Linked DNA regions of Homo sapiens: region 2 is linked to region 1. A link is a loop called in an ENCODE intact Hi-C map of the cell type or tissue named here. Cell type or tissue: dorsolateral prefrontal cortex. All regions are shown on one strand. Each heading gives the region's core, and the rest is flanking DNA. Links, peaks and the distances in the headings are about the cores only.

Region 1 (10,645 bases), core at 1,209-9,208:
TTTCAAAATTATAAGGACATAAATTAAAGGCACTTCGAGTTATATTGTAAACCAAATAAATTAGTTCTAGTCTTGACGTGCATAAATTACACCTTGGTATTTAGGAAGAGAAATGCTCCCCATGGCCATTGACGGGCCCTCACCCTGTAGTATAAAAATCAAAGGTACAATTTGAGAATAAAATACTCTTTATGAAATAGAATGTCAAGAGCTCCTTGTTAAATTTGCTGTAGCAATTAAGTTCTCAGGTGAGAAAATGCCTCTTTTTCAATGTTTTATTAACTCTGTCATTCAGTACTCCATTTATAGGGGCAACTCTTCACAGTAAGTACACATTAGGATGACTTTTCACCTCCATTTAAATGAAAAGTTTGAGAGGAGGAATTGGTTCCTGTCCACTCACTTGAATAGTAATAGAGACTGGATCTGTGCCAGTTTGCAGAGAGGAGAGGACAGGGTAAGAAAAGTATGTGGCCAACATGACCCAGGCTGGCAGCACAGAGGTGAAGACATCCCCAGGGGCTGCACGTCATCTGGAGCAGGTATCTCCAAGTGCCACTGACATTTTCTCCTAAATTATGTCACTGGCCCTTGTTTCCATCCAAGCTTCAGATTCTGACTGATCAAAAGTTTTGGGTAAAAATGTGATAGTTTTTGTTGTTTATCTTGGTTTTTAGAGCAGGAAGAGAGGGTATGTGTGTGTGAGAGAGAAAGACAGAGATAGAGACAGAGGTGACAGAGACAGACTACTATAAATGCAACTGTCTTTGGCTTCTATAATCATTGCCAGGAAAATAGTCACATTAGGGAGGTTATCTCCCTCTGGAATAAGGAGCACTAGGTTTGGAATTAGGCAACCCTATGCTCAAATTTGACCTTTAATGATGACCCAAAGTGCACCTTGAGTAACCTTTTTTAAGCCTCAGTTTCTTCACTTATTAATTAGTGATGCTGCTTTCACAGGGCAAATGTTAGGTTAAATAAGTGAATTTCATGTAAGTGAAAATACTTGCTAGGCTATAGAGCATGTCAATGTCCTCCAGCAGAATGTCCTCCACCAGGAACACACCTGCCATTGAACAACTGGGGTTCAGTTCTCACAGGAGGGAAGGAGAACTGTTCCACAGGGAACTATAGGGTATCTCAGTAAGGGGGTGTCAGGAAGGACTTCTATAAGATTTGGCTTTGTGTCAAGGTTTTGAGGAGGCTTCTCTCTGGATTGGAGGCTGTCAAGCAGTGGGCAATGAATGCATACCTTAAGTAATCTTATCTAGAGGGAGAACAGATTAGAGTGAGGCTGAAGCTGTAATTGATAAAGAAGAAGCCCTCACTCATGTTAGTCAGGAAAGGGGCTGTCTGGTTATTTTTGTGGTCTGGGCCATCGTCACGCTTTGTTTGTGTTCAGACATAATTACATAATGGTCCTGTTTTTGTCTTGATCGTGTCTGGTTATGGAGTGGCTTTGTCTGATGTTAATGTTCTGTGAAATTGTTTATTTTCAACAGGAGAACACCAAGGTCTAGCCAGTAATGCCCTGTCAGGTCCTGGATGCCAGGGGCTGCTTTTCTCTTTCTCAGGCATTGTAGAAAAGCAGGATGCTTTGTGTTTGCAATTGTACAGATACACAGTAGGTGCTCCTTCATGTATGTGTGTATATGTGTGTGTGTGTGTGTGTGTTTGTGTGTGTGTTTTCAAGCCTCAGCAGTGTGTGGGGTTGCCATTCACTGGTAAAAACACATCTTTTAATCGATTGAGATATTGATGTGGTTTAGTAGCCATGCTATAGATATTCCAGTGTCCTTACTGAATATTTCCCCTTCTCAAGGAAACTTCCTTGCTGAGGAGAAAGACTATGCTTTGTGCTAGGTGGATCCTCCCCCTCATTCATCACAGCTGAATGCTTCAGGGCTGGGTCCTGACCCAGAAGCAGCCAGTCCATAGGATGAACAGACCTAGGACCCTGAGGTCGGCTTGGACCAACCAGATTATTTTCTCAGAACTGGAAAACGGAGACTGAATCAGCTAATGACAGGGAGCAAAAGGCCATAGAGTGCATGGGGAAGAAAATGGGAAAACTGAAATGCAAACTGACATTATTAGGGTTATGAGAGAAAGCCCAGACGGATAGAATAAAGAGAATAAGAGAACAGAAGCCCAGAGAGAAGCAGAGTTTCCATGATAGAAGGACTGGCCGCAGGGCTTTCTCAGGACCCACCACTTTCCAGTTTTAGCCTTGACCATACTATGGTAAATTTATTTCTCATGAACTAACTCAAATGGACTCCTGTGTTCTGCAACAAGAGTGGTATTGCCTTAAGTAATTGTCTGCAAGGTTAGAGATGTTAAGAACTACAGATATCATCTAGCCTTTGTTTTCCAGTTGAGGAAACTTAGTCTAAAACAAATAAAATTACCTGGTCAAGCTCCCAGAACACGTTGGTCCTTTAAATAGACAGAATAGATAATTGCCTGCAAGTGATTTGAAGAGCACTAGAAAGACCTTCTCCTTTCCTCTCTCCCCTCCCCTCTAGCTCCTCAGGCTGTTTGTTGCAAAGGTTAAATTAGTTTGCATGTGTTTAATCCTTACCACAGTGCTTGGTGCATAGTAAGAGCTGAGTACATGGTACCATCACAAATGTGTTATAAAGCCACAGTTCTGAGTCATTTATGCTGGGTTCCAGAGCCAGGGGGAACAGGTGGTGGTCTTAATGAGACCTGGTAACTAGGCTGATTAGATTTACCGTAACACAGCAACCAGAAGATATGATCAACAGTACTAGATTGATATCATTTGTGCTGATTGTTGGAAATAAAAACTATCTTACATTAGTCTAGCATGTACATTAGTCTAGCATGTCTACCTATTATAGTTCCTTTCACAGACACCTACCCTGTTACATTTTCATCTTCATTTTACAGATGTAGAACCAAAGGCTCAGAGCAGCTGAAAGACAGGTAAGGGTGCTCTCCTTGTAGGGAATAATGGGAGAACCCAGGGCACTTGGAGGTAGGCAAGAGTGTGCCAAGGTGCGGTGAACTTTCTCCTAGCTTTACCATTTTGCACAACACCAGCTCTCCATACCCAGAAACTTGCAAATAAAGGGCACTCTCTCCATCTGGCTGTGGGTGTAATTCTTCTCTGTCCAGGCTTAATGTCACCAGCATGATTAGCGCCTGTATCAGGAAATCGTGACCCACTCTTCCCATTCATCTTTGCCTCTGCAGATGATGAGGAGAATGGCAGTTTGAGGTTGGAGAACATTTCTCCCATTATGAAAGCTCCCTTTGTGGGGCCAGCCCAGCCTCCAGGTCAACAGAGGTAGGAAAGAGGTTGCTATGTGAATTTTTGCAGTGTAATAGGTGAAGTTTATTTGAAAACTTCTTTTGAAAGCTTGGGATATGTGAAGTCCCATTACTTTCAAATAATTGTTTGAAAAGCTATGGGTTCTGGCTATATGGATTCCTGTTGCTCCTTAGGAACAGAACAAAGGGTGCTGAACTTGGGAGGCGGGCTGCTTGCTAAGCCTGGTCATGGTCAGGGGTTTGTCCAGTCAGACAGCCACACCTTTGTTAAAAGGAGAATATCTTTTAACAAAACGACTCTTTAAGAAACTACCTATGTGGACTGAATAATTACATTTCCTAAGCTTTCTGACAGTTCTAAAACTAACTCTCAGCATATTTTTAAAGCTTAAGATATTGATTTTGATCAAAGTACTTTTATTCACATGTGAAATTCACTTAAGAGACATCTACTACTAGTCTGAACCTTTGCACATAACCCCACTGAAGAACATAAGAACTTAATTGTAACATAAACTTTGGTAGCTGTTTCATGTGTCAAGTACCCAATATCTGTTTATACTTATTGCCATTTTTAAAAATAAAAAATAAAGTTTCATCTAAATATTTCATCTAAAGAATATATATTTTATATTTATAATACACAGTAAATATAGTTTGGAATTTATACAAAATGCATCTGTGTAGAATCGTAAAGTCAATCTGGATATTAAATGGTTTTCTTCATATCTTTTGGACTATGAAGACAGTTGAGTAACACTGAAGCATCCTAAGTAATGAGGTATTGTTAAGAAGAAAGAAGGTCTGAGATTTTTTTTTTTCCTGGAAAAAGTTAGTTGAAAAATGTCAACTACCTTTGCCTGTTAGGGTTAATTTCCTCATGTTTTTACTGATGCTGTTGTCCACAAACAAAGCAGTTTACTGCTTGGGTGTGTGTGTATGTTTATATATATCTTTTCAAATGTGTAATATTTTCCATAAATGTAGACAGATACCTACTTGAGTATTTTTTTTTTCCAAGGCAGAAGAATTTTTCTTAGTACAGAACAAAATGGGGTCTCCCATGTCTACTTTCTACACAGACACAGCAACAATCTGATTTCTCTTTCCTTTCCCCACACTTCCCCCCCTTCCACTCGACAAAACCGCCGTCGTCATCATGGCCCGTTCTCAATGAGCTGCTGGGTACACCTCCCAGACGGGGTGGCGGCCGGGCAGAGGGGGCCCCCACTCCCAGACGGGGCGGCCGGGCAGAGGCGCCCCCCACCTCCCTCCCGGACAGGCTGGCCGGGCGGGGGCTGCCCCCCACCTCCCTACCAGACGGGGCAGCTGGCGGGGCGGTACTTGAGTATTTTTGAACTGACTTCACTGTAATATCAGAATTTATCTGATATTACAGCTATCCATCCACCCTGACAATTTGACCCTTCTCTCCTGGTTTAAAATCATTAATCTTTATTTCATGAATCAAACCAGAGAATTAAATGACATCTTGGTGATATGAATAGTATAGATTCATTTTCAATAGGTTGCTTTGATCTTCTTTTTTATGAAAGTGTCTTTATCTTGCCAACATGACCTTCTTTTCAGCCTGCTATTATCTGAAAAATAGCCTTTGCTATTCTTTGGAACTTTTCCACTCTCTGTGGCCTCCAATGAATTTATCATTGTTCAGACATTTAGTTTTGCTCCCACAGAAGTATAGAAGTATTTTTTTTTACAAGTCTCAACATACTTTCCAAAACACAATAGCGATTGTTAGCTAATCATTATTGTGTGTGGAGCAGACAAAAGCTCTTTAAAATGAGTGTAGGTTTGTTCTCTGGCAACAAAAATTCAGACTCATTTTTTCCCATCATTTCCTGGCAGCAATTGAGGCTGCAACTTGACTTGAACCTCTGATAAGAGACAAAAAAAAAAAAAAAAAAGAAAGAAAAAATTGAACGTTAGTGAGAATCATTTATTATGTTTCGTGGACATACAGGATTTTCTGAAAAGCCTTTCTGTTTGGATAATTTCCCATAATAGGACTCTTTTCCACCCAAGGTGGGAGCCGGTCGTACATTTTCCTAGCCTCTCTTGCGGATGCAGTCATATGGCTTAGGCTCCCCACCAATAAGATGCACACACAGAGGAGATTTTGATGTGAAGTGACCAGAGGAAGCAGCAGAGCACGAAGTCCATTTACTGGCAATAGTGGTGGTAGAGGCATTCGGCTTTTGGAGGCAGGTGTAGGGGAGATTCTTGGTGTTTGAGGCCTGACTGTGGACTGAGCTGCAGTGTCTGAGTCCCAGGAGCAGTGGGACCTCTGCTGGCGCAGTTCAGAAGTGTGGTTGCTGCACAGCCTCTCAACCACTGCAGACTCTGAGCTACCAGATGTCTTTCAATACATTCTGCTGTTTCCAAATGATGCAATCAATCAGACATATCTAGGTATTTTTACCTTATCAACACTTGAATATGATTTTTTAATGGGAAAACACATAAAGGAATGGTGTAAGAAGAATCTAAACAATTTTTTATGGAGTCTTACCAAACAGTGAACTTAGGTGTATGTTTAATTAATTACAGCAATTATTTAAAAAAAAAAAAAGACCTTCTTGCTTGGGACAAGCACACTCTTTTAGTCAAGGGCGGTGGCTAGAGGCAAAGTACCATCTCTGACTCTGGGCTCTTTGGGGTCATTCTTTTCTTAGGTTCTACCTTTGATTTGCCAAGCTTTCATTTGTGACAGGACCTTTATGTCAAGAAACAGCCTAATCACTGGAAGACAGCTTGGGGCTTATGTCTCTCTGCAGTTTAAGTTCATTTTCTGAAATGTGAGGCTTTCTGCCCTAACTAATACCATCAGGATTGCTGGCATCATGGTGTTTTGTGGTTCTGTCCTTGAGTCTTTCTCATAGTCTGCTGCTTTGAGTCTTCCACTTAAGAAGGACATCTGCTATGGGTTGGCAGAAAAGCCATGGTGCATCACAGATTGAGTGGACTTTGCTCTACTCTGCTCAGTGGTGCTGAGCTCTGAAGCCTCCAGTTGGTCCAGGGATTGGGTCATGCTGACCTGCACCACATCCCTGAGCTGCCCTTGGATTCTTTTCCTAGGCGACACCTTCTTTTGTAGTTATTTGCCTTCCCTAGAGTGTGAGCTGCTTGGAGGCAGGATTCCTATCTTGGCTCCTTCTTTGGCCTCAAGCTACAGAATGGTGCTGGACATAGTCCCAGTACTTAAAGAGGCATCACAGGCCCTGGTGTCCCAAGGGACACTGGTCTTAGCTGCATGAATCCGGAGATGCTGGCATTTTCTGGCCATCTCTCTGTTCTTGCTGGCTCCCGGGGCCACATTGACCAGGAACCGAGCCCATCCATTTGATCTCCCTGGGAGACCTGCTTTTATTTTATGTCTGGGATCTCTCACAAATCCCCTTCATGATGCTCTTTGCCTATCAGGCTATTCAGGTAGCTCCTCTGGCCTTTTGGGGCATGTACTTGTTTGGGCCCCTAAATAAGAAAAGATTCCCTTTTTTATGATTTTTGCCTTTTCTCCTTTTTCAGAATAAGTCTCATCTCTTCTACAGCTGCTGGGCAATGGACAAAAGTTGCTGTTAATTGGCTAAAGCCACACTCTACATTTTAAACCACGGTGGTCCTAAGAAACAAAATAAATAAACAAAGGCCTCTGGAATCCTTTACATTCTATGTATTCATTTTGATTGGATTACATCTGCATAAAGTGCAAATAGTTGCTTGAAAAATAAAATATTTATTCCACTAGTTAACTCTATAAATACAGGTATCTGAATACTCAGGATTATACCCAAATCACAGAATATTAAAATGTGACAACCAGAAAGGACCTTAAGTCTTTTCTTATACCATGTATCTGACAAAGAACATGTATCTGTAATGTAAAGAACTTGTACAACCGAATAAGAAGAAGCAAAATATCCCAGTAAAAGTGGGCTAAATATTTGAGCAGACATTTCAGAAAGAAATATACCAATGGGCAATAAGGACATGAAAAGATGGGCAGAATAATTATTCCTTAGGGAAATGCAAATGAAAAACATAGGGCATAGGGTGATGATACTACAGAACCATTAAAATAGCTAACATTAAAAAGATTGACGACACCAAGTGTTGATGAGGATGGCAGGAATCAGAGCTCTCACACACTGCTGGTGGGAATATAAAATGTACAGCCACTTTAGCAAAAGCTTGACAGTGTTTTTTAAAAGAGTTAAACAAACACCTGTTGTATGAGCCAGTCATTCCATTCCTAGGTATTTATACAAGAAAAATAAGAACATATGTCCATGTGAAGACTTATATCCACATTCTCATGCCAATTTTATTTCTAATAGCCTGGATAGAAATGACCCAGATATCCATTAACAAATGATGTTATACTCATACAATGAAAAACTACCTAGCAATCAAAAAGAATCAACTGTGGGTACACACACAACATGAATGACTCTCAAAATCATTATTCTGAGTAAAACAGGCTGGGCCAAAAAAGGGGTACATAACATATGATTTCATTTATACAACATTCTAAAAAATGTAAGTTAATCTTTAATGTCAGAAAGCAGGTAAGTGATTGCCTGGTACAGCAGTGGAGGGAGGGATGAATTTCAAGGGGCACAAGGAAACTGTTAACATTTATTTTACTGTATATATTGCCGTTGTCCAGATTACATTTAGCATATTTTCCCCTGATAAGTAGAATTTGAAAGTGCACTTCCTTTTTCACATTTCCTGCCTACATTATTCCTAATAAGAAAATTGCTTGGATGCTTGTCTTTTCTACACAATTACAGTTATTTTCGTCATCCATTATAATTTGCCAATTAATAAGAATCTTTTATACTTTTTCTTTTACTCAACCAGACTGTATATGCCCATTCATTATGTGTATACCTTTTATTTTTTTTCCCTTTTAAATGAACCAGAAATTCAATAAAAGCAATGTAGTGAAGGAAAACAGCTTTGTCTTCCAGAAAGGAGTCACCCAATAAAATTATAGCTTTAATTTTCAGCCTGACCTTTCTTGTAATTTGTTTGAAATTTTATGATTTCAAAAGAAATAGACTGTTCACTGAGGAATGCACTGTCCACCTTCCCAGGGGAGATTTTGAAAGCCAAAGCTCTGAGTCTAATAACCTAATGGCAACAGCAACGTTGCTATTTGTTGTCCGTTTCTACCTCTATAAAGACTGGTCATATAGTCTTTCAGTCATCATCATTTTCAAAGTTACCTATTGGCATTTCCCTGATTAAAAGAATCTTGGTACAGTCTAGTATTTCTCAATCTTTCACATGCATATAAATCGCCTGCGGATCTTGTCAAAAGGCAGGTTTTGATTCAGTAGGTCTGGAGTGTGTCCTGGGAATCTGTATTTCTAACAGGTTCACAAGCGATTGCCCATCCTCCTGGTCCATAGACCACACTTTGCATAACAAGGGCATAAATAATACCAAAATAGCACAAAACCCTCATATTATTCGAGTTTTCTTTCAAAGTAAATTCCACTCTGTCAAGAGATAACAACTCAGCTTAGAAAATATTTAAAGTAGAACATCCAAAATCTTGCCAATATCTTCGGATTTTATTATCAAATAGTCATCATGGACATATTGTCTATTCTTTCTGAAGATGAGACCAGCCAGGAAGCCGAGCCAGCTAAGGGGCCTAAGGGAGTACAGAGAGAGAGGGATACTAGAGTGTCTCTGACCTATGCTGCATGTGCAACACGAGGATTGTCTTTAACGTGGTAGATTGAAGCCTTAGGCTAATTTTCAACCCTTTCTGCATCCATACCCTTTTCTCTGCAGCTTTGCAGTGGAATAGTGGCAGTTCTACTCCTTGACTTTGGGCTTGGCTGTAACTGGCTTTAGCCTATGGGATGTTAGCATATAACATGAGCAGAGTTTCAACTTGGACTCGTGCAGTGGGACCTCAACCTCCTGCATTTTTACCTTTGTTGTGAGAACAACATGCTCAGGTGAGCCTACTGGTCTCAGCAGGAGGGTGAGAGGCGTGCGGAACACAGCTGCCTCTGGCTGAATTAAATGTAAATCAATTTACTCCAGCCAACCTTCAGACACTTCAGACATACTAAGTGTTTTTTTGTTGTAAGCCACTTGAATATGAACTCATTTGCTACACAGAAATAGCTACCTGACTCACTGGAGCAAGGGGTCTGATACAGTAGGACACTGAAGATGGATAGTGAGTTACTGAGGGCAGATCAGGAGTTGGAGATCTGAAAAATGTAAGAACAGAGATAGGAGGTGATATGGTTTGGCGCTGTGTACCCACTCAAATCTTATCTTGAATTTAATCCCCAAGTGCTGAGGGAAGAAACTGGTGGAAGGTGATTGGATTATGGGGGAGGTTTACCCCATGCTGTTCTTGTGACAGTGAGTGAGTTTTCATGAGCTCCGATGGTCTAAAAGTGTGGCATTTCCCCCTCTTTCTCTCTCCTGCCACCATGTGAAGAATTTCCTTGTTTCGCCTTTACCTTCTGCCATGATTGTAAGTTTCCTGAGGCCTCCCCAGACATGCGGAACTGTGGCTGAATTAAACCTCTTTCCTTTATAAATTACCCAGTCTCACATAGTATCTTTATAGTAGTATGAAAATGAACTAATAAGGGAGGTCAAAGCAGATGAAACAGAATGGAGTCAAGGTTGATATCAACAGTTGGATTTTTAAACATTTTTGGTATACACTTGTAGAGTAGATGAGATATAAAGGTGAGCTGAGATGGGATAGATGGAGACTGTTTTAAGCCAACCAGGACTGGGTCTGATGTAACAGGATGCTTTTTTCTCATTGAGTTCTTGGCTGCTTATGTCATGGAGAGAAGATAAAGAGGGCTGGGAGAAAACACTTAATTGATAAAGTAATTAAATTTGAGCATGAATTAACTGAAAACATGCATCTTCTCCTGTTGCTTACCTGCTTGTGAAGACAAAGCAACATTTTTTCTCCTGTATTTGATAGAAAATGCAGAGAGATCTCACCAAACCACTAGGCATGTGGTATTTGGGCTGTTAGTCATAGGTTGCCATACCCCACATATAGGAAGTTCTTGACATTCTTGTAGTCGTTAATTCACTGACTGACTCATTATTTGAAATGTGCTTGTCACGTTTTTATGTGCCCTCATGGATTTGACATTCTTGCATGTGAAACATGCATCTATCCTTTTATTATAATTGTTATAACAGTTAAAAAGGAAAAGCACAATGAGATCTTCTATGCTTGGAAGAAGGGGGTGCTTACAGTTTGGGAATCAGTGAGTATTTATTTGAGAAGAAATTGTATTTAAATTGAAAT
Region 2 (10,645 bases), core at 1,717-9,716, 300 kb before region 1:
CAGATATTCTTCCCACCTTTGGAGGCCCCAGGGAGGCCCCAGGAGCAAAGGTCCTGGCCCTCGTTCCTGGAACACAGGTGAGTTTCAGGTTGTACTCTGTGACTGTGTGCATTTCCTATGTCACTATTGCCCCTTGAGGATCTCAGCCCTGGCAGTGCATCAGGATCCCTGGAGGGGGCCGTCTGCACCCCAGACCTACTGCACCAGATCCTCCAGGGATGGGGCTTAGGGATTTACATTTTACCAAGCTCTTCAGGTGGTTTGGCAACAAAGCCAGCGTTGAAAACCATAGTCTAGATCAGGGTTGCAAACTCCTGTCTGTGGGCCAAATCCAGTCCACTGCACATTTCTGGAGTAAAGTTTTATTGGAACACAGTTACACTCAATTGGCTGTGTATTGTCTCTGGCAGCTTTTACTCCAGAGCTGAGTAATTGAGACAGAGACTATGTGGGCTACGAAACCTCAAATATCACTATGTGGCCCTTTGCAGAAGTTTGCTGACCCTGGTCTAGATCCGCGGAAAGGCCCATATCCACCTTGTTTTGAGAGGACTCAGGGCCGAGCTCAGGGTTTCCAGCCAGCTTTGTGCGGAGAGAAGGTGGAGCTGCCCCCTATTTCAATCCAGCCTCTCACCTGGGCAGCATGAGAGGCTTCTCCCGGGGGCTTCTGGCCCTGCTGCTGCCAGAAGCAACCCCCTTCTCCTCCATGGACACCCACTTTCCATGCTTAGGAAGAACCCTGCTTCCTCCGGGGAGTCATCTCTGGCCTCTCCAGCCCACAGTGTCTCTTGTGCTGCCATCCATGGATCTGAAGACAGACGGGCCCCTCTGTGTGCCAGGGCTGGAGGATGCTGGAGATACAAGTGTGCAGAATTGTGGATTAATGGCTCTCAGGGCTGCCATGGAGAAATGCATGAAGATGCAAGGGGAGGAAGGAGGATTCTTTCCTCTTGGAGGTGTTGGGGCCAGAAAGACTTCAGTAAGGGGGTGGCATGGCCTCAGGGAAGGGACTTCCAGGAGGAGGGGGAGGCATGCAGAAAGAGGGCCGAGGTTAGGGTCCCTGTCTGTCGTCCCACCCACGGTCCTCAGGGTGAGTCTCCATGGGCGCTGCCATCAGCCCTGGGCCAGTGCCTGGCTGGGGTCTTCCCATCATGTTGCTAGCAGCTCCTCTGGCTAAGGTCAAGGTACCCGAGGGCAGGAGCCTTATTTAGCCTGTCTCTGCCTCCTTTTAACTGTGCGACATCCTCTCTGGACCTCTGTTTTTCTTATCTATAAAATGGTACAATTCCTCTCTAAGGTTGTGTTTCTTCAGTTGCAGGATTCTATCAGCTTTTCTCCTAAGCTCCACATTTCAACTAAAGTGTTTTTGGCTGTTCTCTAGGAAAACCTGCCCCGTTCTCACGCTGGGCACCCGTTCACATGGTCCCCTTTGCAGGAGATGCCCTCCCCAGTTGGACTGCTGAGGGCTTTACCACTACCGTGGCCTCAGTTTCTCGCCTGCACGTTGAGGAGGCTGGCTGGCCCGCGTGAGTCCACAGGCCCTTCCCAGAAGCCCCCGCCTCTCTGTTCGGTCCCCTGCAGAGTCCCTGCGATGACGGAGGAGGTGGCCCGGGAAGCCCTCCTCAGCTTTGTGGACTCTAAGTGCTGCTACAGCAGCACGGTGGCTGGAGACCTCGTCATCCAGGAGCTGAAGCGGCAGACCCTCTGCAGGGTGAGAGGCCAGGGCCGGTGGGGGGCCTTGGCCGGGGGGCTGGGGAGCTGGGGGCTTTGGGACAGTGGAGGCCTGTTTGTGTGATGTGGCCAGGGGAAAGGAGTCCTGGGGGCAGTGTGTTTGAGTGTGAGCGGTGGTGATGTTGAATCCCATCTGCAACTTGACTTGTCTGTGGCTGTGAGTGATAATAAAAAGAACAAGTGTCAGGCCGGGTGCGGCGGCTCATGCCTGTAATCCCAGCACTTTGGGAGGCCGAGGTGGGTGGATCACCTGAGGTCAGGATCACCTGAGGTGAGTCAGGTTAGACCAGCCTGACTAACATGGTGAAACCCCATCTGTACTAAAAATACAAAAATTAGCCGGGCGTGGTGGTGGGTGCCTGTAGTTCCAGCTACTCGGGAGGCTGAGGCAGGACAATTGCTTGAAACTGGGAGGCGGAGGTTGTGGTGAGCTGAGATGGTGCCATTGCACTCCAGCCTGGGCAACAAGAACGAAACTCCAACTCAAAAAAAAAAAAAAAAAAGGCGTCATCAAACACCACTGACAGGCTTGAACATGCCAGGCATCATAGAACGCATGCTACACACACGCCTTGTCAAATCCTCATGGCTGCCCTATACGGTAGCATCACTGTCACTGGTTTACAGACGAGAAATTGGAAATTTAAAGAGGCAAAGTGATTTTCCCAAGAAGATGCAGCTAGAAGTGACAGAGGTGAGATTCAAACTCAGATTTGGTAGCCTCAAAGCCTATGTCCTCACTTCATACTTCCACAAGGCATGGGCTGAGAGAGGTTCATCTACCTGCCACTAGACTTCAGCTCCCTCTGCCTCCCCCAGATCATGACTGTGCCAAGAAATTCTTTATTCATTGCTGCAGGGAAGTCCTGCCTCTGACAGGCACTTCTGTCTCCTGTATTGACAGAGCAGAGGAGCAGCTTTTACAGTCACATTTTCTAGTGCTGCTCATCCAGCCACCCTCTGAGGAGCACATAATCACTTGCAGGCAGTGGTTAGAGCAGGAATCTGAAAGAAGAGGCCACTGTGTGGCTGTGTGACCTTGGGCAAGTCAGCTGACCTCTCTGAGCCTCCATTTCCTCACATGTAAAAGGAGAGGGCAAGTGATGTCCAAGACCTCTTCCCATTCTGTCACCCTATGGATGAAGATCAAGAAGGAAGATCTTGATATCAGGGAGATAAATTCCTCCATAAGGGAAATCTCAAAGCCATAGATTCCAGGGACCTCCATCTATCAAAGACAGCTACTGCTCTGAAGCTTGTCTCATAGAATCTTTGTATAAATTCATGGGGAACTGAATTAGCTCTAGTTTGAGCCTGTCAGGGGAGATTTCCTGGGGCTGGCTGACTTCCCTGCAGACATGGGGGCACGTGGAACAGAAATCGCTGTTGTCAGCCAGTTCCAGCAGCCGAGGGTGTTGTGCATGGACCTCTCAGTTTCCCCACTGAGCCCTGGGAGGGTAACAGCTTCATCTTTTTGCATAATGCTCTGTCTTCATAAGGGGCACGAGTGTGAACATGCTGTTTTTTTCCTTTTAGTACCGTCTGGAGACCTTTAGTGAATCCAGGATAAGCGAGTGGACATTTCAACCCTTTACTAGTAAGTGAATTGTCTGAAATTAGTTTAACTGGGGGCAAATAAGTCAGGGTGCTGGTGGAAAATATCAGGACTTGGCTCAGGCACTCATCTCAAATAAGATGGTCTTCTGCTTGGAGCCTTGGCTTCCTTACCCCCTGCAAAATGAGAGGATGGACTTTCATCTCAGAGACTTTCCAGTGCTTATCTTAGGAAATGCTTCCTGCCCAGGAAGCAGGAGGTCCTGAAAAAGCCAAGCATTTGCTTTTGCTACAGTCTGGTGCTGCCACACGGGGCCGGGCTGTAAAGCAGCATGCGTGTCTAAGCATTCACCTACACCCCCTCATGCCACCCCTAATTCCTCCTAAGCTTCTAGGCCCCTGTGCTCCCCATTCGCCTTGCCACCCCACCTTCTGCTGAGCCCCCACTGGAGGCCTAAGCTTCTCTCTTTGGGAAGATCTATGTCCTCCTTGTTTTCCCTAACAGACCGCTCAGGTCCATTCTTCAAGACTCAGCTCACGTGTCACTTCTTTTAAGAAGCTTTTCAGGATTTCTCCTCCTGCTGCTCCCCTCCCAGCAGGATGGGCCAGTCTTCTGAGTTTTCAGAGCCCTTTATGCAACTCTTGTCCAAAGCATGTATCATATCCTATCATATCTTATTGTGATGGTGTGCTGTCTGTCTCCTTGAACAGAGCAAGAGGAAGAAGATGGGATGGTGAAGGGGATGGTGATGATAATGGTGACAATTCTTGTGTGTCATCCCCTCAGTATGTGCCATTCCTGGTGCTAACAATTTTATATACATTCTTCCGTTTAATTTTCACTACCATCTTGTATGGTAGGTGCCATGACTATCCCCATTTTAGAGATGAGAGAATGGAAGCTCAGAGAGGGTAAGAAACTTCTCTAAAGTCAAACAGCTAGGACATAAAAGAGCCAGGAGTCAAACCCAGATCTGTCTCTCTCTAAATCTTGGTTGCTTAGTCACTGCCTCCAAGGAAGGCCTTGACTATCCATCCCTGTAGCCCCAGGATCTAGACTCATGCCTGGCACCAACTGAAGGCTTCATGCTGTTTGCTGGATAAATGAAAGTTTATCCCTGCTGCCCTTCGTCATTCTTACAATGACCCCTTTCTGTGTCAGACCACTCTGTGGATGGGCCGCAAAGAGGCGCCTCCCCCAGGCTCTGGGACATCAAGGTTCAAGGTCCTCCGATGTTTCAGGAAGACACCAGGAAGTTCCAGGTCCCTCACTCGTCACTGGTCAAGGTAATACGATTAACGCGATTACTGGAATACTTGCCCTTCTCCCTGAGAGGCTTTCCAGGCACTGCATGTTTCCTCAAACTCATCCTTTGAAGGGAAACCCAAAATTCAGGCCGGTGCTTCATTTGTTGGTTATAAATAAACGTAATTTAATAAAACCTGGTATATGGAATGTAGTCCCAAATAAAATTCCAAGCAAATCTGGGAGTGTTCACCTAGCAAACAGATCATCCGATTTACAAATCGTCACCAGCTTTAGTGAGCAGTGACATTCCTGGACAGGTTGAGTGTAGTTTTCATCTTTTTTAAAAATTTATTTTAGCTTAAACAGCTGAAGGGCTGAATGAAATTGATATAAAATAAAAACTTAAAACCCTGCTGGGATTTTGCATGAGAGTCAGTAAGGAAACAGAATCTGACTTCCATCCTGCTTTATGGACATATATTCGTGGCGTGAAGGGAGAGGAGCCTAGTGGATTACAAAAACACGACTGAGATAGCTCATATTGTGTTCTTTTCCGGTTACTGCCTGCTTTACACTTTTGGACTGGATTTAAGGGTGCAATTTTGCTCTATGAGTTTTTACAGAGTTCTAAGATAAAGAGTACTTTGAGAGGTCGAGAAAGTGTTCTATTCCTTTCTCAAGGGGGCCAAGGCTATTTTAAATTAGTGATTAAATACTAGTAGCTAGCTCATTGCCTTTCATAAAAATCCTGTCCATTTTTTAATGGCTTCTGTTCCCAAAGACCACATTAGCTACCTTATGGGCAAATGCCATCAGCCTTTGTAGTTCAGCCTGGTAGGAAACCGTAGAGTGTGAGCTAGGATATGGGGCTCCCAGAACACGTCTCCCCTTGATGGCATCCAGATTGGGCTAGGGCTCAGAGGAAATGGTGACATGATCTCCTGATGCAGTCAAGCCTTCTGGAATCTTAGTCAAATGGGAAGGGCCATTTCTTTCCTGTGCCATCTTCCTATCCTGGTCCTGATCCACTCCACCTTCGGTTTAGATGGTGATGTTATGGGTGTGGGAGAAGTGGCCCTTGGGAAACTAGATCCCAAGAAAGCGTTGCACTTTCAGGAATGCCACAAATGCCATGGGCGTGGGCGGTACAAGTGCAGCGGCTGCCACGGGGCGGGCACGGTGAGTCATCTGTGAACCACTGGTGAGTCAGTGAGGGTGTGGTGGCCGGGGGATCCTGGGGACAGCGGGCTGGGCTGGTGGCCTGAGGCTCCCTGCAGTAACTGTGTCATCTCAGCCAAGTCATCCTCCCTTTCTGGGCCTCCATTTTCCCGTCTATAAAATGAAAAAGTGGGGTTGTGTGGTCTCTAATGACACTTTCACTTTGACAGTTCGATTTTAATTTTTCTCTTATTTTCTCATCCATCTACCAACATACACTGAATACCTGCTTGGCTCTGACCTCTAGGTCCTGTAAGAGGGCCAAGACCTGGGGTTCTTCTTACCAGGCAGTCTTTGTCAGCCAGGGAAACCAACAAGCAACTCCATTTGTCGTGCAGGGCAGTGGGTGCTGAGCAGGTAAAGTTTGGAAGGCTTGGAGAGACAAAGTAGACAGTGACACTTGAGTTAGTTTCCTTCGGCTGCTGTAAGCCATGACCACCAATGGGTGGCTTAAAACAACAGACACAGCTGGGCGTGGTGGCTCACACTTGTAATCCCAGCACTTTGGGAGGCCAAGGCGGGCAGATCACGAGGTCAAGAGATCGAGACCATCTGGGCTAACACGGTGAAACCCCGTCTCTACTAAAAAAAAATACAAAAAATTAGCTGGGCATGGTGGCGGGCGCCTGTAGTCCCAGCTACTCAGGAGGCTGAGGCAGGAGACAGGCGTGAACCCAGGAGGCAGAGCTTGCAGTGAGCGGAGAACGTGCCACTGCACTCCCGCCTGGGCGACAGAGCAAGACTCCATCTCAAAAAAACAAAAAACAAACAACAGCAACAAACCAGACACCTATTATATCACGGTTCCGGAGGCCAGAATTCCAAAATCAAGGTGTGGGCTAGGCTGGTTCTTCTGGAGGCACTGAGAGGGAAGCCATCCCCTTCCTCTCCCCCAGCTTCTGGGAGCTGCGGGCCGTCCTTGGTGTTCCTTGGCTTGTGACTGTGCCACTTCAGTCCCCACCTGCCTTGTCACCCAGCCTTCTCCCTGCATGTCTTTTTGTCTTCACATGGGCTTCTAATAAGAACACGTCATCGGATTTAGGCCCTACCTTGTCATATGACCTCATCTTAACTAAATGCATTTGCAAAGACTATCTCTAAATGAGGTCCCACTCTGGGATTCCAGTAAACTTGAACTTGGAAGGGCCGCTATTCAACCCAGCACAGGCCCCTCAGTGGCATTACTCATGGCATTAGTTGTCTTTTCAGAAACCTTCATTCAGGCCTATTAACAATCCCAGGGGGTAAAACCAAACTTCTCGCGTTCTTTGGTGTCCTGATTCGAGCCTCATCCTTTGGCCATGCTCTGACCCTGGCTACCGTGAACTGTCTTCTCCACCAGCCCTTTCATCCCTCGCCTGCTGGGTTTGCATCCCCAGCTCACTCCTGCACTGCCTGTGGGTCCCAGCGGTGGTCTTCCCTGGAATGTTTCTGGAGCCCACCATGAGCCCAACTGGGAGCACAGCCTAGGCCTTTTCTGGGGGCCATTTCTCAAAAGGAGCCCCCTGTCTCCAGTGCCAGGCCCCTGACCAGCGCCTGTGTCCCAGCTTCCTCTCAACACTTGGTAGGGGTCAGGTCTCAGGGGTTGTGGGGATCAGAGAAGAGGCAGGAGAGGCTGATGTCTCAAAAGAAACAGGGATCTTAGGGAGTGGAGGCTTTGAAAGCTACAACTGGAAGGATCCAAAGATACCCCATCTCCACCCCGCACCATTTTACAGATGAAGGGGCTAAGGCCCAGGGGGAGGAAGGTCACCAGGCTGGGATTTGAACCAGGTCTTGGGATGCCGTTGGCCCTGCTTCCTGGGAGGCCAGCGGGGGCTGAGGCAGTGGTGTGTCTGCAGGTGCGGTGCCCATCCTGCTGCGGAGCCAAGCGCAAAGCCAAGCAGTCCCGGAGATGTCAGCTGTGCGCGGGGTCCGGCAGGCGAAGGTAGGGGCATCTCCCCAGCACCGCGGTGAAGTGCTCTTGCTTTCTGGCTTTTCATTGCCTGCCCATCTGGAAGGCAAACAGGAACCCATCTGTCTCGTCACTGCTGTGTCCCCAGAGCTCTGCACGTAGTAGGTGCTCTGTGGTTATTTGAAGAGTAGGTGAGCTTTTCTCAAGGCCTGGCATTTCTGGACAAGGCTGGAACTCGTCATGCAATATATGTGGAAAGAGTGTGAAGAAAGAGCCACTGCAGGGAGGAAACACAGGGACGGGGTTACCAGGAAAGGAGACCTCTCCCGCCCACGGGTTGGGAAGTGAATATCAAAAACCACCTAAAGGCCAGATTTTTAACTCACTGAGGATCAGTTCCTGGGCAAGCCCCTATTTATAACTCATTTTGGGGTCTGAATGGAGGAGGAGTCAAGGAAAGTTGGTTGATTGACTAAACAATAAACAAAATTTCATCACTGCTCACAGCTTTGCAAACACTGGGCCATTGCATTTTGTAAATCCTATCCTTTAGTGTATTTATAACTTTTTAAGGGAAACAGGAAACCGTGAGGAGTAAAAATACTCAAGGTTGGGTTGGTTAATGATACTTTTGCCTCATTAAAGCCCAGGCCATCCTTCTGACAAGCCAGTTGGAGAAGCTTTGGTGGCACCTTCCATCGTGGTTGGTAGAGACAGTCTCTGACTGGGAAAAAGACACTTATTTTTCTTTCATTTGCAAGTGAAAGGAATCCAATTCAAATTGGCTTTGGCAAAAAAAGTCGATTTACAGGCCTAGGTAAGAATGAAGTCCAGGGGTATATTTCAGGGATGGCTTCAGGCCCAGCTGGATCCGGGTGCTTAAACAACACCACCAGGAATCTGTATCCACCTCTCACTCTGCTTTCCTTTGTGTGGGCTTCATTTGCAGGCAGGGGGTTCCTTGTAGTGGCAGAGGAGATCACCAGTAGCTCCAAGCTTACTAATCCCAGGAGAAAAGATGTCCCTTTCCCGATAGTCCCGACAAACATCCTGGGACAGATCTCATTGCACTCGCCTGGGTCATGTGCCCATCTTTGTATCAGCCACTGAGACCAGGGACATGGAATAAGATGATTGGCCAGTCCCAGATCCCAAGCTGTTCACAGAATTTAGTGGTGGGGGAGGGGGGGGGGCAGGCCCTAGAGCCATGTGGGCTGGGTGGGGGAAGGGTGATCCCCATAGAGATATTGGGGCACTGCCAGCAGAAGGAGGACTAGGTGGTGGGCAGGTACAAACAATGCAGGCCCACCACAGTCTACCTCCAGGAGGAAGGGGGTGCAGGTGGGAGCCTCTGGAAGCCACCAGGACCTGCAACTGATCTGGGGGTACGGACTCTGTGCCTTTCTCAGATGCAGCACTTGCTCAGGGAGAGGGAACAAGACCTGCGCCACCTGCAAGGGGGAGAAGAAGCTGTTGCACTTCATCCAGCTTGTCATCATGTGGTATGTGGCAGTGTCTCAATGCTGTGGCATGCGGGGGTGGCTGAGGGACTTAGCCCTGGACTGGCTTCTGCAGAGAAACTGTGGTTGGTTGGGGCTTTCACAGTGCAAGAACCTGCCAGGACTTAGAAGGGGGAGAATTCCCTTGGAAGAGGCAGTGTGGGGTTGTGGGATGCTGACTGGCTTTAGAACAGACAGACCTCAGTCCAAATTCTGCCATCACCACTTTCTAGGGCAGCAGCCGCTCCACAACTGAGCCCTTCCCGTAGGAATAGAGCCATAGCATCCTGCTACGTCCCTAAGTCAGTCAGGGCTTCCGTGCATTAAAGGTTTCTCCTGTCTCAGGCACCTTGCTAAGTGCTTTGTAGGCAAAGATGAAATGAGGTAATGGAGCTGAACTGTCACTCTCCTTACTAGCTTCATTTTACAGGTGAGGAGACTGAGGCTCAGAGAGGCTACAGAACTGTTGCAAGGTCCCTCCAGTAGCAATTCAAGCCCTCAACCCCAGGTCTGTCTGATTGCAAAGGCCATGCTTTTAACCTGCCACACTGTGTGCTTTCATCCCTCATCCTCCTTCCCTCCAGGAAGAACAGCTTGTTTGAGTTTGTGTCTGAGCACCGGCTCAACTGCCCCAGGGAGCTCCTTGCTAAAGCCAAAGGAGAAAACCTCTTTAAGGATGAAAACTCGGTGGTAAGAGGGCATTGTAGATGGGAACAAAGGAAGCTGGGTTCCTCCTCTGCTCTCGTGGGCCTGGGGCTGCTAGCTGTGTGTGCAGGCTGCATTCCTTGGAAGGACAGGTTGTGTAGGAGCAGAGCTCCCCAGACATGGATAAGGCTGTGGGGAGCCTGGGGGCTGTCAGTTTCCTTTTGACTTTTACACACTCAGCCCTCTGTCCTTCCCCACCCACCATGCCGTTCTTCCTTCCTAATACTCTCTTTCTCTCTTTCCCTCCCTCCCTTCTTCCTCGCTCTTTTCCTTCCTTCCTCATCCCCTCCTTCCCTTTCTTCCTCATCCCCTCCTTCCTTCCACAAATCTTGAGACCCTCCTCCTATATCAGGCACTATTCTTGGCCCTGGGTAGACCATGGCAAATAAAACAAGGACCCTGCCCTCATAGAGCTTACAGTCTGGTGAGGGGACTATGATGGACCCTTTTATAGCAATGTCAGATGGTGAAGGGGCACTGAGAAACATTCAAGCAGGGTAAGGGGCAGGGAGGGGTGGCAGTGTCGTTCCAGCTGGAGGTGGGAAAGCCTCTTTGTGGAAGTGACCTTGGGCACAGACCTGGATGCAGGGCAATTGGGGAGTGGACCTTGTGGCGTGGGAGCGAGGGGACAGTGGGGCAGAGGCCTTGAGGACTGGCAGAGGGCAGTGAGCAGGGCAGAGCTAGGAGCTCAGAAGTGAGAGGTACCTTCAGCCAGAGGAGAGGGTCCTGCGGGCCAGGAGTTGGCACACCCAGCCCACTGCCTGCCTTTGTCGATAAAGCTTTATTGGAACACAG

What was found. A loop is a pair of places that touch in the nucleus more often than their neighbours do. Peaks named below come from ENCODE experiments on the same cell type or tissue, not always from the same donor. Only the 100,000 strongest peaks of a DNase experiment are listed, where the experiment ranks them.
Region 2: a loop joins it to region 1, with 4 times the contacts of the local background. A loop is called at or near these places in 22 of 110 quality-filtered maps.

Annotation. Positions count from the first base shown.
Region 1 is chr3:8,319,917-8,330,561 of GRCh38, reverse strand. All of the region lies in intron 3 of LMCD1-AS1 (LMCD1 antisense RNA 1), which reads left to right. Among named protein-coding and RNA genes, the nearest start is that of LMCD1-AS1, 180 kb to the left of the region's middle. RefSeq lists an enhancer at 9,653-10,645. In dorsolateral prefrontal cortex, for the core only: CTCF peaks have their summits at 5,403 and 5,613; a DNase peak (open chromatin) is centred at 5,601; H3K4me3 peaks cover 1,362 bases.
Region 2 is chr3:8,624,732-8,635,376 of GRCh38, reverse strand. It overlaps SSUH2 (ssu-2 homolog), which reads left to right. Exons shown (of 12, transcript NM_001256748.3): 3 at 1-77; 4 at 1,582-1,711; 5 at 3,268-3,328; 6 at 4,448-4,572; 7 at 5,651-5,713; 8 at 7,594-7,679; 9 at 9,056-9,148; 10 at 9,730-9,835. Among named protein-coding and RNA genes, the nearest start is that of SSUH2, 15 kb to the left of the region's middle. RefSeq lists an enhancer at 5,765-5,854. In dorsolateral prefrontal cortex, for the core only: no CTCF peak of the experiment used is centred there; a DNase peak (open chromatin) is centred at 5,719.